Regions from separate parts of the Homo sapiens genome. Here region 1 is linked to region 2. Evidence: chromatin loops called from intact Hi-C (ENCODE). Cell type or tissue: pancreas. All regions are shown on one strand.

The links. Hi-C counts contacts between places; a loop is a spot of excess contacts. Peaks named below come from ENCODE experiments on the same cell type or tissue, not always from the same donor. Only the 100,000 strongest peaks of a DNase experiment are listed, where the experiment ranks them.
Region 1: a loop joins it to region 2, with 2.4 times the contacts of the local background. A loop is called at or near these places in 18 of 110 quality-filtered maps.

What each region holds. Positions count from the first base shown.
Region 1 is chr6:53,643,963-53,646,462 of GRCh38, reverse strand. No RefSeq gene overlaps it. Among named protein-coding and RNA genes, the nearest start is that of LINC01564, 17 kb to the right of the region's middle. In pancreas, no CTCF peak of the experiment used is centred here; no DNase peak of the experiment used is centred here.
Region 2 is chr6:53,523,944-53,526,443 of GRCh38, reverse strand. The region is part of intron 1 of GCLC (glutamate-cysteine ligase catalytic subunit); the gene reads left to right. Among named protein-coding and RNA genes, the nearest start is that of GCLC, 20 kb to the left of the region's middle. In pancreas, no CTCF peak of the experiment used is centred here; no DNase peak of the experiment used is centred here; H3K27ac peaks cover 990 bases.

The DNA of each region.
Region 1 (2,500 bases), 120 kb before region 2:
GAGAAGAGAACACATGTAGAGTCTAAAAGAGGACATACACGCATCTGTTCTTAATCCCCATTAGCAGAAGAGTATTCCTGAAAGGAAGAGGGGGAAGGAAGCTAAATGGTGGTAATCTGTCTCTCAAGTTTTATTCTGCAATATTAATGAAACGTTTCCATTTTTTGCAGAGTTCCAAACTGAAAAATGCTTTATTTCATTACAATTCTGCATATAAGTAGCAAAGAAAATTCTGTATGCCAAAAGAATCCTTTGTTGTTTAACAAATGTTCATTAGACATAATTATTTCCCAGCCTCATGCCCCTGATCATATTCTGTCTTTCTCTGCCCTGCTCTGTGCTCCGTCCCCTAGGGACTACATCATCCAGACTCAGGCTCTTTGGCTGAACATTTTATTCATCCAACGGGAGGTATCAGAAGGAGGTCAGAGGGCAGAAGCAAGTGGTTGGGATATTTTTTTCTGCCCTCTTCAGGCTTCAGCACTGTGCTTCTGGCCTAGGCTGTAACTTTCAACAACTCCAGCCCAGTGGCCTTTCCTCCCTTGTTCAAATCTCGCCATGCTTACGTGCCATCATAGCTTACCATCTCTGGATATTTTCCTGTTGATTTATGTTCTGCCATCTCTTTTAGAATATCATCCTTAAAGGTGAAAATTTTGTCTCGTTCACAGATGTACCTCCGGTGTCTAGAGTCATGCCTGGTGTATAGCAGGAGATCAATTTTTTGTGTGTGAAGTAAATAAGTGAATGAGTGAATGAAACAATAAAACCATCATGACCTACTGCTTGCTGATCTCTATTCCAATATTACTCATTTATTTAATCAGCAAATACTTATTAAGCATCTACTGCATGCAAAACACTTTCCCTTACCCCAGTAATCACTAGAGGGAAGCACATTAAAGTACACAACCATGATAACTAGGACTTTTCCAAACTTGCTGCAAGCCAAAAATTAAATTGTTAAGACACATTACAGGTGGAAGGAGTTATGCAACCAACACTTTCCATTTCTCAAAAAAAAAAAACTCAAAAGATTGATATCTCTATAGCTATGTCCCCATTAAAATTTTTTAAATTGCATGCATCTTCTCTATAATTGCCAATTCTTCAAAAACAGGTTAGGACTAGCTTCATCATTTAGCTAGTAAGCATTTATTCAGTGCTTACTAAGTACACACACACACACACATCATTTAAGTGTGAGTGTGTGCATATATACATATATTCTGCGTGTGTGTGTGTGTGTGTAAAATATATGGTCTTATGCTTGCATTCTGAAATTAAGAGCCATTATGATTACATCACCTTGTCTCATATGAGAGCTAAATAAGTTAATAGGTAAAGTTCATTTCTTTAAATACTTCTCATGGGCAGCCATGTTTTCAGAGACACGGGGAAACCTGAGAAGGTAGAGCCTACACACAGATACCCAGGGGCCTTTTTCTGACTCAAAAATGAGAGATAAACAGGGACTCCTGGAAGCAGAACCCTTGCAGCCCAATCCCTGGTGCCCTTCGGAACCCCAGACCAGTCTCCATTGAAGGTGTTTCATTTCCCTCATGGGTAAAAATACTGAGGACAAGTCACTCAATGCAGAGTCCTTGGAGATGGACAGTGAATCTCTGGGCCTGAGTCTTCCAGAGACACTTGGAGCGCAGTAGTCCATTCTCATGCTGCTAATAAAGACATAACTGGGACTGAGTAGTTTATAAAGGAAAGAGGTTTAATTGACTCACACAGTTCAGCATGGCTGGGGAGGCCTCAGGAAACTTACAACCATGGCTGAAGGGGAAGCAAGTACATCCTTCTTCACATGGCGGCAGCAACAAGAAGTGCTGAGCAAAAGGGGGAAAAGCCCCTTATAAAACCATCAGATCTCGTGAGAACTCACTCACTATCACCAGAACTGCCCCCATCATTCAACTACCTCCCACCGGATCCTTCCCCCGGGGATTATGGGAACTACAATTCAAGATGAGATTTGGGTGAGGACATAACCAAGCCATATCAAGGAGAGTGAGATATTGCATAAAGAAATAAGGGGTGGCAAATTCAGCTGAAAGAAGGACCGGCTCCTGCTTTGGAGGCACTCCACAGAGCCACATTTCTGAAGATGGTGAGGTGTAATGGAGACTGATCCTGGGACAGCTTTGGGAGCCTGCTGGAGATGGCAGGGCCACAAATGGACAAACGGAAAGAGTTACTATTGGAGGGGAGCCTCCCCATGTGGGACTGCTTGTTTTGAACAGGGACAAACTAGCTCCACCGAAAATCCATGAAATGTTAAGGCATTGCCAATTTCCATCATTCCCCCTGAATTCTTAAATTAAAATCCCACTTGATAAATTAGTGCCTTTGATGAAGCCATCCAGTCCTCTGCCCCTGCCTGCCGGCACTGACCAAATACAAAAGAAAGAGGGAGTCTTGAGGGGAAGGAGAGCCCTGTGACCTCTGCAGGAAGATCAGGGTTCCAGGCTGCAGAAGAAAACTTTAAATC
Region 2 (2,500 bases):
GAAAAGAAAATTTTTATCTTATGCTAGTGGTAAATGCCATTTAAAGACTTAAATCCTAAAAGCTTGTATTTACCCTTAAACTTCATTGTCACAGGTATTTCTCTGTCTGCTGTATATTCAGCATTGTACTGAGTACTTACATCGCCTCAGTTAAAATTCTTTGTTTTTGTTGGCCTAATTTCAGATTAACATAAAAGTACCTCACCCTTGTTTAAACCTGCATTAAATGACTTGGATTACTGTGTCTGGAGTTTTCCTAGCAACACTATTTCACACACAAAGCAAAGTACATACTAGCCTTTTGTATGTGTCTTTGTCCTTGGTTCAACAGCTCAGGGATAGTAGTGTATTAATGACTTTTATTCTGGTCTTTTATATGTGTCTTTGTCCTTGATTTGACAGCTGAGAATAGTGGTTTTTATTCTAGTAGGATAAAATTTAGCCTTTTAGCACTAGAAGTCTAAGAGATTTTAATTTTCATTTGTAAAAATAGTGCACATTTAAAATCTGAATGTCTTGCAGAGTGGTCAGGCATTTTTTTATTGGGTCTCTTCTCCCTCAATTAAAAGGATAACTGATGGGTGCCAAAAAACAGTATCCCAGAGTCACCTTCAGGGCATTGTGACCTGTGTATTGCAGAGAATAGAGGTCGGTGGGTATTTTTTTCCCCTACTTCCAAGATGATATGTTAATTGCACAAGTTTAAATTGGTCACTCTGCAACCCATTTATAATGCTCTTTGGGTATGTATGCTTTTGGAGTTGTATATATGTGTAAAGTACATAAATATATTTGATGTTGCTGCAATTCTGGGTTTACAGCCTAGATGCTATTCAAAGTTAGTAAGCTGATACAGTTTTATCCTTGGAATCAGTGTTGTGATACAGAAAGGCATCTGTTTTATTATTTTCTTTTGTATGTTGTTCCTCTTATCCTTTGGATTCAAAAATGAAGTTTAGAATGGGGATACAATCCAGAAATCATAAAATAATTTATTGGGGCTTTAGATGTTTTATATTGGAAAATCGTTGTCTTAATGTATCACTTTTTATTATCACCAATCATCTCGGTTATTGCGTCAAACCCCATTTCAGCTCTAGTTTGACTTTTAAATATGCAGTTACGATTCAGAATGCTCATATAGACAGGCTCTAATCGGAAATAAACATAAATGTGTTGAGGTGGTGGGGGTGTTTAACAAAAAGCTAAAAGTTTGAAGAACCTCTTTGAGGACTAGTGCAGAAAGTTCAAGGTGACTGCAGAGAAGGAGCACTTCAGAAGGCATTACATTTTAGTTTGAAAAACCGTCAGGAAATTCTTGAGGCTTCCAACTGATGATTATTCTATTGAAAAGTAAATTTGGTTTTCTTTCTCATTTGGTAAATATTCTGATGTTTTTCTGTTTCATTTGCTTAATGAGATCATGAAGTGATTATACTTTAATTGAGGAGAGTTTGGTTTGTTAACATTTTAAATGTCATCCGTTTGGCATTTAAAACTGATATTTAAAACTCAGAATGAGCTTTAACTTTTTGTTCTTTTGCCCTACCCATGTTTTAAACTTGTGGGCTAAGAGTGAATTTGAAAACTAAGGATTTCAATTTTTTTCAAAGTTAGGAAACTAACAATTAAAGTTATTGCAACTTAGTTTATATAATTGCTACAAGTTCTTGCTCATTTGGTAAAAAATAAATGATGCACTCAGTAAGCAAGGAAGTATCTCTTAGACTTTCTTTAGGAAGCATGTTTTCTAGTTAAGCAAATAACTTAATTCCAGTAGCAGATGCCAGGCAGATGAGTTGGAGTCTAAGTGAGTGAAGGAGGAAGTACTGAAGAAGGAACATTTCCTCCTAGCTGGGAGAGTTAGGAATGCTACACAGAGTAAGTGGGTTCCGTCCTGGGCCTGAGGGATGGGCCAGTTCATCTGTTAAAATCTATGACTGTAACTATTGTTACAGCCCAGCTTCCATGATATAATGTTAGGACCCCTTCCATGAAATGAAAGCATAATCAATTTGAGATAGTTTCATCCAGTATTATAACTTTTCCCTGCTTCATATAGGTTATAACAATTTTATAAAAAGCTTATCTTCACTTACCAAGATTGGCACCCTCTACAGCCCTAGCAGCAAGGTGTGCTGGGCCTTGAGGCCAGACGGGGCTGGCTTCAAATCTCTGCCTGACACTTGTGGCCTTGAGTAGCTTACCTCTCTGAGCCCCTTTGCCCACCTGTGAAATGGGTAATCAAGCCTGCTTTTGCATGCTGGGTTTGAAGATTAGGATTCATATATGAAAGCATATCCTTTCTCATTATGCTTATTTAAAGATTAACTTGTATCTTTTCACATACCCATTCTGAGACTCAACCAAGTTTTCTGTTTCCAGGTTTTAGCTGTTCCGGAGTCACAGATCTATAGATGGTATCTTGCAACCTGTAATTGTTGTTGCGAACAGTTCCAGATTCTGCAGCCTAGTTTTTAGTCAGCTGACACTGAGTGAT